Linked DNA regions of Homo sapiens: all the other regions are linked to region 2. A link is a contact called in ENCODE Hi-C or POLR2A ChIA-PET data. All regions are on one chromosome and are shown on one strand. The core of a region is the stretch at or near the end of the contact, and the rest is flanking DNA. Distances in the headings are between cores, read along the strand shown. Region 1 holds the start of DPM1 (dolichyl-phosphate mannosyltransferase subunit 1, catalytic). Region 2 holds the start of NFATC2 (nuclear factor of activated T cells 2). Region 3 has its middle 21 kb from the start of MOCS3.

The links. A loop is a pair of places that touch in the nucleus more often than their neighbours do. ChIA-PET counts read pairs that join two places held with the same protein, here RNA polymerase II (POLR2A). Pooled maps may share reads with other maps.
Region 1: a map of naive thymus-derived CD4-positive, alpha-beta T cell shows a loop between it and region 2 (15-fold over the local background). The contact joins the promoter of DPM1 here to the promoter of NFATC2 in region 2. A Hi-C loop is called at or near these places in 2 of 168 maps with a recorded cell type or tissue (both naive thymus-derived CD4-positive, alpha-beta T cell), 1 of 37 single-sample maps with no recorded cell type and 12 of 50 pooled maps. POLR2A ChIA-PET finds 5 or more read pairs at or near these places in 5 of 52 experiments (CD4-positive, alpha-beta T cell, Caco-2, T-cell and 2 more).
Region 3: a map of HepG2 shows a loop between it and region 2 (2.8-fold over the local background). The contact joins the enhancer-like site here to the promoter of NFATC2 in region 2. A Hi-C loop is called at or near these places in 1 of 168 maps with a recorded cell type or tissue (HepG2) and 5 of 50 pooled maps. POLR2A ChIA-PET finds 5 or more read pairs at or near these places in 2 of 52 experiments (Caco-2 and activated B cell).

What each region holds. Positions count from the first base shown.
Region 1 is chr20:50,956,280-50,959,781 of GRCh38, forward strand. It overlaps DPM1 (dolichyl-phosphate mannosyltransferase subunit 1, catalytic), which reads right to left and starts at 2,253. Exons shown (of 9, transcript NM_003859.3): 1 at 2,084-2,253. The coding sequence starts at 2,244. MOCS3 (molybdenum cofactor synthesis 3) reads left to right here and starts at 2,539. Exons shown (of 1, transcript NM_014484.5): 1 at 2,539-3,502. The coding sequence starts at 2,564. RefSeq lists enhancers at 2,010-2,499, 2,712-3,322.
Region 2 is chr20:51,541,266-51,544,500 of GRCh38, forward strand. NFATC2 (nuclear factor of activated T cells 2) reads right to left here and starts at 1,454. Exons shown (of 11, transcript NM_012340.5): 1 at 1,105-1,454. The coding sequence starts at 1,234. RefSeq lists an enhancer at 1-424 and silencers at 1,189-1,298, 1,309-1,468.
Region 3 is chr20:50,978,390-50,981,526 of GRCh38, forward strand. No RefSeq gene overlaps it. Among named protein-coding and RNA genes, the nearest start is that of MOCS3, 21 kb to the left of the region's middle. Within about 2 kb of position 1,767, at least 3 of the 41 ENCODE cell types and tissues checked have a DNase peak (open chromatin) inside an H3K27ac peak, as active enhancers do.

The DNA of each region.
Region 1 (3,502 bases), core at 1,003-3,502, 580 kb before region 2:
TTCCGTTTTCTCTTGGTCCTGCTTTAAGAAACAAATACAAGAGGCTGGGCGCGGTGGCTCACACCTGTAATCCCAGCACTTTGGGAGGCCGAGGCAGGCGGATCACGAGGTCAGGATATCGAGACCATCCTGGCTAACACAGTGAAACCCCGTCTCTACTAAAAAGAACCCGGGAGGCGGGGCCTGCAGTGAGCCAAGATGGCGCCACCGCACTCCAGCCTGGGCAACAGAGCAAGACTCCGTCTCCAAAAGAAAAAAAAAAAAAAGAAAAAGAAAAAAGAAACAAATACAAGAAAATCAACCAGAAAACATATTCCACTGTTAAAGGCTTTAACAAGTCAGCCCCAGCAAACTTTGAAGACAAGAAAGCAAACCCCTGTGTTATCTATTCTCCAAGAGTAGAACAATGACTTTGGCTTCCCACTGTGCCTTAAATCTGGGCACTGGTGCCTTTACATGCCAAAATATGTAAGGTGATTTTAATAGACGTGCTGAAAGAGAAATTCCATAAACAAAATGGGGTCGTTAAAAGCAAATTACTGTCCCCTACCACTTCAAAGCAGCTACACCACCTGAGGGTGAGGCAGCTCAAAGGTACCAAGCTGGGCTGACTTCAAGTAATTTGATTGCATCTGAAAAGTTTTGTTTCCTTTATCAAACTTCATTTTGATCTTAAAAGATTGATTCACAAACCATTAAAAGGAAACATAAATTGTACTACATAAAAAAATTAAAACAGCAAAAAAAAAAATTGCAAAATTAGAATACAAGCCCTGAACGAGATCGGTTGTATGATAGTTACTTTCTTTAATTTAGAGCTTATAGAAATCAAAATTAAAAGATTAAACAGGAAAAATAAAAATTTTAAAACTCTGAGGGGCAAGGCATATGAAGGCAGTTATTCAAGGAAATACAATCAAAACAGCAATGGTTTTCACAAATGAGTACTTCCAACAATGTTAAGTCTAATGCTCAGGCGGGCTGGTTGATAGGGAAACAGGCACTCTGAAGAATGGAGAGTCCAAACTTGTACAACCTTTTTTTTCTTTAGAGCAATTTGGCAGTAACTGTCCATTTTAAGCACATTTCTGTCGACCCAGCAATCCTACCTCGAAGAATTTATCCCTAGTACACAAGTAAAAGTATGAACGCGTCTGCTGCCAACACTGATGCAATAAAGGAGCACCGCTATGTGTCAAGCACTTTTCTAAATTTAGCTGGAAAATATGGTGTGAACAAAGTCCTTGTTCTCATCGACAAAGCAAAAGCCAAAAAACAGAAACAACCAAAAGGCGCTGGAAATAATCCAGTTCATTGCCATGACCTGATTAAATAAATAACACAGCCATATGGAATGTTACCTAACTTCCAAAGTAATTTGCTATGTTTGTACATGTTAATATGAGAAAAAGTCTTCAAAGATTTCACAGCATGATCCCATTTGTGCAATCGTAAAACAAGTTACTTCGTACTGACTCCAGGATTTTTTGCAGTTTTTAAAAACACTGCATTAACACTTCCAAATTCGAACTCCACCCACCCCCCATCCCGGTTCTAACAATCACACCAAACATCCACCAGTGATCAGCGAAGATGCTCTTCTGCTTTCTCCTTTCCAGAAAGGTTATCGTGCCCAGCAATAGCTCCCTAACCCACACACACCAAACCTCATGCTTATGTAAGCACTCGGCACCGGAGCGGAGAGTGAGAGCTCTCGCTTGGACTCCCGGCTCTTGCCGCAGATCCTGACCGCCTAGAGGGAGGAGTGGGATCACGCTTTCAGCCTCGCTTCCAAGTAAAAGAGTGGCCAACCTTTCTACGGAAAGGCGGGGGACGGGAGTACTACATAATAAAGATAAATGAGAGTCTCACAAAACCCAAGGGCAGGAATGAGAACCCAGGACACGAAGAAAACCCAACAAGCATCCGCCTCTGCTTCCCTCGCAGGGTGGCCCTCTCCCCGGGCCTTCCTGTGTGAGGCAAAGAAGGCTGGACAGGGCCGCTTCGCGCAGCCAGCTGCCGACACCCGGGCCGGGGAAGCCAGCTCATCTCATTCTTCGGGGAGGGAGACCTGGTGCGCTACCTCTCGGAGAAGCTTTTCACCAGCAGCCACACGATGAGCGGCAGGTTCTCGCGCTCGTTGTAGGTAGGTAAAAGCACCGAATATTTGTTCTGTCGTGGACTGCGCACTTCCAGCTCCCGCCGAGACCTGCGAGGACTACGACTGACTTCCAAGGAGGCCATGGCGGAACTGAGCCAGATGCCGGAAGCGGAATTACGTAATGTGGCGCGGAAAAGGACGGGTCGGACCGTACCAAATTCGGAAGCGGGGGATGACCTGTGTGATTGATCGCTAGTTCTTCTAGGGCCATTGCGTGGTTCAATTAGAAATATTCTGGATTTATACATCTTTGAAGTTTAATCTGAAGGTTTCTTCAGGAAGTAAATATCTATTCATCACCTTTTCCCAAGCTCCATAAAGTTTTTTAGTTTATCCCAGTCGCTAGGAGACAGAAGACGGAAGCGGAAATGCCTTTCACGACAACTTCCGGAAGAGGTCGCCATGGCTTCCCGGGAGGAGGTACTCGCCTTACAAGCTGAAGTTGCCCAACGTGAGGAGGAATTGAATTCGCTGAAGCAGAAGCTGGCGTCGGCTCTTTTGGCTGAGCAGGAACCGCAGCCAGAACGGCTGGTTCCGGTGTCGCCGCTGCCGCCGAAGGCCGCTCTGTCCCGAGATGAGATTCTGCGCTATAGCCGGCAGCTAGTGCTGCCCGAGCTGGGCGTGCACGGACAGCTGCGCCTGGGGACCGCGTGCGTGCTAATCGTGGGCTGCGGTGGGCTCGGCTGTCCACTAGCGCAGTACTTGGCAGCGGCCGGCGTGGGCCGCCTTGGCCTTGTGGACTATGACGTGGTAGAGATGAGCAACCTGGCCCGCCAAGTGCTGCATGGCGAGGCACTGGCTGGCCAGGCCAAGGCCTTTTCGGCCGCCGCCTCGCTGCGCCGCCTCAATTCGGCAGTGGAATGCGTGCCGTACACTCAGGCCCTTACGCCAGCCACTGCCCTAGACCTGGTCCGCCGATATGATGTGGTGGCTGACTGCTCGGACAACGTGCCCACTCGCTACCTGGTTAATGACGCATGTGTGCTGGCGGGTCGGCCCCTCGTGTCTGCCAGTGCCTTGCGCTTCGAGGGCCAAATCACAGTCTACCATTATGACGGTGGCCCTTGCTATCGCTGCATATTCCCCCAACCACCCCCAGCGGAGACAGTGACCAACTGCGCGGACGGCGGGGTGCTCGGTGTCGTTACCGGGGTCCTGGGCTGCCTGCAGGCCTTGGAAGTGCTGAAAATCGCTGCGGGTCTGGGCCCCTCTTACAGTGGCAGCTTGTTGCTCTTTGATGCCCTGAGAGGGCATTTCCGCTCTATTCGGCTGCGGAGCCGCAGGCTCGACTGTGCAGCTTGCGGGGAACGGCCCACTGTGACTGATCTGCTGGACTATGAA
Region 2 (3,235 bases), core at 204-2,703:
AGGCAAGCCCAGAGTGCGTCTGGAAGCTACTAACAGGCCTGCCACTGAGCCTTCAACAAGCATTGGCTGGGCTGGGCTGGGCTGTCAAAATCAGGAAGCCTGGTTGGGTTTTTTGTTTTTTCCAAGACAACCTGCTAACCAGAAATACACAGTGAGGTTGGGCGTGTGGCCGCTTCCCCCTCCTCCTCCTCCTCCCTCTAACGAATGCTCCTGTTAAACACGTGAAGTGACAGATAAGCATTGGGCCCAGCCCGGGGAAGTCCCCAGCCCCCAGCAACTGAGGGCAGTTGGAGGCACAGAGTGACAAAGTTCAGGCAGAAAGAGCCTGTGTCCTTCTGAATCCATGCTGCAGCTGCCCCTCACCCTACCCCATCCCACCACATCCATTAGGACTAAGCGTAGAAGATCACTTAATATAGCTCAGACCAATCCTCTTGTGAGTGGTAAGTGATGGGTTCAGCAGCAGAACCCAGGGAGGAAATGGGCCGGCCTTATAATACCAAAGGTTTTAACCCTCTCCAGCATCAGACAGACAACCTCTTCCTCAGTTTCAACACAAAGTCCCCGTCAACCACTGCTCACAGGAGGTGATGGGAGCTGCGTGGCCTCACTTCAGTGCCTGGAGGGAAGGAGCGGCCTCCTACCCTTGATAACTGGGTTCAGCTGCACCCCCCTTCCTTCTTTTTTTGGCAACTCCTCCCTGCTAACTCCATTCTTCGCTTCCTCACCTCCTCCCTCCAAAGGCACAGAAATCATGTCCCTTGCCCTTTGACAGCCCAGTCCCAGGCAAGAGGCCAGCAGACAGCACCCGCCCCCCAGCCTTGGGACCTGCCTGCCACCTTTTGTTTTGCTGAGAGTGACCCTCAGGGAGCAGTCATGAGCAACCAGAAACTGGTGCCCCTAAGGGGCAAGAGGGAGCCGACCGCCCCCTAAGGGTGGCAGGGGCCACTGACGCCTCCCCTCCCTGGCACCTGGGTAGGGGCACCCTCCCTCCAGGCCCCTTAGGAAGGGGGACGGCTGGAGCCAAGAGGACTCCTGTGCCCAGTCCCCAGGCCTGAGCCCCTGGCGGGCTCAGGGGCCAGGCCAGGGGTAGCCTCCACCGACCTTCGTTCGGATTCAAATACTCATAGTCGAAGAGGATGGAGAAGTCAAGCTCGTCTTGGGGGCTGCCCCCAGGCTCGTGGCCTGGGGCGTCCCCGCCGTCGGGTTGGGGCTGCCGCTCGGGGGCGTTCATGGCGCGCAGGGCGGGAAGGCTGCGGGGCCGGGGGCGAGGGCGGGCGCGGCTGGCTCTGGGACCCCTCGCAGTGGGGCTGGCGGAGGCGGCTCGAGCGGCGGGGTCCCTTTCCTCGTAGGGACGCACGCCGGGTCCGGGGACGGCGCGCCTGGCGCAGCGGGTCCTGGACGCGCCCGGGGAAGCTGAGCGGCGGCGGCGACGGCGGCGCGAGCTTCCTGCTCCGGAGGCACCTGTTGCAGCCCGGGGAGGCGGGGGGGGGGGGGGCGTGGAGGCGGGGACAGGGCGGCCAGGCCGGCGGGGGCGGGGCCGCCACCAGGGGACCGGAGGGGAGGGGCGCGCGGCCTGGGCTGGCCGGTGCCGGGAGGAAGGAGGCTGTCCGCGGACCTGACCACACTGTCCCGGGCCACCGCTGGGCGCTGGGGCGGCCGCTGTCTCCCACCCTCCACGGGTGAGTGCGACACGCGCTGCGCGAACCAGGGTCTAGACAAGAAAGCTGCCGCCACTAGGACTTTTGCCCTAAGGGACCCACTGGCCCCACACTTTTTCCTGCTTTTCTTCTCCATGGGGTGGAAGGGGGTATCCACCCCCTTCTATTGCAGACCCGTGTCTCCAGGCGTCTCCGTGTGCCCACGGGGGCGGCATGATTTTCACAGTACTTCAGACACCTGCATGGCCCTGAACTCAACTCCCCAGCGCCTAGGAAGGAATCGGACTGACAGCACTAGTCCCCCCCGTTACAGCTATGCCTCCTGGCCACCTACCACGTGCCAGGTGCTGGGCACCCAGCCGGAGCCAGACACTGTTGCCCTCGGAAGCTCAGGCTCTGGTAGTGGGAGAGGCCTGAAGGAGAGAAACAGGACAAAAAGCATCTGCTTATGGGGCCAGGAGAGAACTCACCAGGGTATGGGATAAAGGTTGGGGTGGCTTTAGTCCCTTGGGTGGTCAAGGAGGACCTCTCTGAGGAGGTGACATTTGAAGAAACCTGATTGATGAGGCGATCTTGGGGAAGTGTGTTCTGGCAGTGAGAACCAAAACACAGAGCCAGAGCTCGAAGGGGCTGGGTGTGCTGGAGGGAGAACGAGGAGTACAGTTCTGATGGGGCGGTTGGCAAGTGACAAACACGCCTGGCTGCTTGTTTAAAGCATGATTCCCAGGCCCCTCCCTGGAGCTTCTGATTCCATAAGTCTGAATACAGACTCGTGAATGTGTATTTTTAATTAAGCACCCAACGTGAGCATTAATGAACAGGTACATTTGGCAAACACTGCATAAGGACCCAGTAACTAAAGAACACCCTCCAATAAAACTCTGCCAGGGGGCTCCACCAACTTAGCTGAAGTTGGAAACAGACTCACAGAGGTAGAAAAGATCAAAACAGTGGTCTTCAACCCTTCCCACATATTAGAATCACCTGGGACACCTTTTTAAACTCCCGTGCTGGGCTGCAATCCAAACCCACTGAAGCAGAATTCCTAATTTTTTTTTTTTTTTTTTTTTTTTTTTTTGGAGACGGAGTCTCGCTCTGTCGCCCAGGCTGGAGTGCAGTGGCGCGATCTTGGCTCATTGCAAGCTCTGCCTTCTGGGTTCACGCCATTCTCCTGCCTCAGCCTCCCGAGTAGCTGGGACTACAGGCGCCAGCCACCATGCCTGGCTACTTTTTTGTATTTTTAGTAGAGATGGGGTTTCACTGTGTTAGCCAGGAAGGTCTTGATCTCCTGACCTCGTGATCCACCCGCCTCGGCCTCCCCAAGTGCTGGGATTACAGGTGTGAGCCACCACGCCCGGCCTGAAAATTTTTTTAAACTTCAGATGAATCTAAGGTGCAGCCAGTGTTGAGGATGAGAAGATTAGACGGGAGAGGTCTTAAGATCCTCGTGAGAACCACAGCTTGACCTCAAGTGATTCGAATCCTTCCCCATGTGCCAGGAGGAATTGAGGACACGCATTCTTCAGGGGAGCCATCTCAGCTCCATTAAGGGGATTTGTGCCAAGCCATCCATC
Region 3 (3,137 bases), core at 517-3,016, 560 kb before region 2:
TTTCCCTTTCTGCTCTAGACTGCTTGAGTGGTTTCCCCTGGTGCTGGGCTGATGTTTGGGTTTCTGTGAATAATAATTTTGGGATCATCTTGATCTTTTCGAGTCCACAGAATTTTGGTTTGATACACTAAACTTCCCCTGAGCCCACCTTGCCAAACCCGCTCTTCCTACGGCCATCCCCTGCTCCAAAAGTGGAGCCTCCATCCTCTCAGGTGCTGAGGCCACAAATCTTGGAATTGTTCTTGACCCCTCTCTTTTTCTTTTTTCTTTTCTTTTCCTTCCTTCCTTTCTTCCTCCTCCTCCTCTTCTTATTCTTCCTCTTCCTCTTCTTCCTCTTCCTCTTCTTCTTCTTCCTCTTCCTCTTCTTCTTCTTCTTCCTCTTCACTCTTGCTCTGTTGCCCAGGCTGGTGTGCAGTAGCGTGATCTTGGCTTGCTGCAACCTCTGTCTCACAGGTTCAAGCAATTCTCCTGCCTCAGTCTCCCAAGTAGCTGGGATTACAGGCACCCACCACCATGCCCGGCTAATTTTTTATATTTTTGGTAGAGACAGGGTTTCACCATGTTGGCCAGGCTGGTCTTGAACTCCTGACCTCAGGTGATCCACCCGCCTCGGCCTCCCAAAGTGCTGGGATTACAGGCATGAGCCACTGCTCCTGGCCCCTCTCTTTTTCTTATTCCCACATTCCGTTTGCCATCAACACCCTATGGGCTGTACCTTCAAAACATGCAGAATCTTCCTGCTTCTCATCACTCACCTGGTCCACATACCATCACCTCTCAGCTGAACTGTTAAAGTCACCTCCTCTCTGGTCTCTTGTTCCCAGAGGGAACGTGTTAACACCTCAGGGGTATCTTTTTACGCCTGTGCTGAAAATGCCCCCCTTCTGGCCTGCTGCAATGGCTCATGCCTGTGACTCCCGCTTGAGGCCAGGAGTTTGAGATCAGCCTGTGCAACATAGCGAGACCCCATCTCTACACACACACACACACACACACACACACACACACACACACACACACATGATTACCTAGGCATGGTGGTGCATGCCTGTGGCCTCAGCTGCTCAGGGGGCTGATGCCAGAGGATTGCTTGAGCCTGGGAGTTGGAGGCTGCAGTAATCTCTGAGAATGTCACTGCACTCTGCCTGAAAACAGAGCAAGACCTTGTCTCTAGAAAAAAGTCAAACAGAAAACCACCCTACGCTGGCTCTCATCTCACTCAGGGTAAAAGTCACATTGCCCAGAGGACTCCGATCTGCCCTCTTCCTCTCCAGCCTCACCACCCTGCTTGCCCTGCCCCCACCACCTTATGTCTGTGCCTCCAACACATCAGGCATGGTCCTCCGGGCCTTTGCATGGGCTGTTCCTTCCACTTTGCCCAAATGTCGCTTTCTCAGGGAGGCCTTCCTTCATTACTTAACTTAAATCATGTATTCATTTATTTTATTTTTTATTATTATTAAATTTGAGATGGGGCTCACTGTGTTGGCCAAGTTGGTCTTGAACTCCTGGCCTCAAGCAGTCCTCTGGCCTCGGCCTCCCAAAGTGCTAGGATTACAGGCACGAGCCACTGTGCCAGGTCAACTTAAATAATTTAAAATTAAGACATGCCAATTACAATCGCATCTCCTCTTGGGCTTCCCCGCTTTGTTTCTCTCCATGGCTCCGTCACCATCTGACGTAGTACATGCTTTCCTTGTTTATTTGTGGAATGATTGATTGAATCACTCTGGCAACCATCTTATAGTCTGAATAAGGTTTGGAATATTCGATGACTCTTTAAAAAAAACCCCTGTGTGATGTGTCTGAGTTTTTGAGTATGCCTAGAAGCACATCTAGAATAGGCCCCTCCTTTGTCTCCAGCTCTCGGAGGCAGTAAAAATTCATTTGCCAATTTAGTGGCTAAAGGAATGAGTAACCCGTTCCTCTTCCCTGTGAGTGAAACGTTCCACTTATATTGTGTCTACACATTCTTTGCAAATGTCAGTTGGAATGAATGAATCATGGGCTGAGGGATTGCACCATATGCAGCTGACCCGATGACTGAATCTCGCCTGTATGATGTCACCAGAGTCAGTGATGTGGGAGGGTTCGTAGGCCAGTGGTGACCCCCTCAAATGGGAAAAGTTACTTCATTGGGAGGTGACCTACCCTACTCAGAGGCCATGCTGAACTTGGGCTGTGTGGCACAGGTCAAGGGTGTAACCTTCGGAGACACTTCTGTCTGTCCTTAAGTCACTTCACTTCTCTGAGTTCCCTTGTGTGCAAAGTGAGGCTAGTGTTCATCTCTTCAACACACATTTGTGGAACAATGTGGGCTGGAGATGTGGAGTGAGCCGGGCAGGTGTGACACCTGTTTCCTTGGAGCTCACAGCTGGTGGGAGAAATAGACGAGACTTCGGGAAAGACAGACAACAATTGCACTGTTGGGACCGGCTTGAAGGAAATGAGAAAGGACAGTGGCACAGGGAGGTGGGGACTGGCACCAACAGGACCCTCGAGGGAGACGGGACCTGGCGCAGACATGCGGGTGGGAGTGAGCCCTCTGGGGTCTGGGTGGAGGCAGCCCAGGCAGGTGGAGGCACCGGCAAAGGCAAATGCTCCGAAGTGGGACAGAGCTCTGTGCGTTTGAGGAAGAGGCAGGGCCAGTGTGGCTGGAGTCCGGAAAGGAGAGAGAGGGGACAGGCTAAAGTCAGGGTTAGAGGACGCAGGGCCAGGCCACTGTGAGAAGTGTGGGCTGTGTTCTGCGGACTTCCTGAGGACTGGGCGGCGCGGTGTGTGAAGCCCAGGGGTCCAGCCAAGGACACTCCTTCCTTCCGTTGGGACTGGGCCAGCAGGGCTCAACAGGACACCCCTGCCAGAGCAGGAGGGCCTCCTCGGTGGGCCCTGTGGCTTCCTCAATCCTGCAGACGTTCCTGGGAGAAAACCAGCTTGTGGCAGGGCTGTGCAGGGCTGGGAAACCGGAGAGGGATTTCAGGGTGGGCACAGTGCGGGGCTGGCCAAGTTTGGGTCGCCTTCCAGCTTTGAGCACTTCCTTAACTATTGAACAGTGGCAGCGAGGTGGGTGGGCTCACCGGTGAGCTCCTTCAGCACGGCAGGGATGCATTTCTCAGGTCGGGCCATGTGGAGCATCCCAT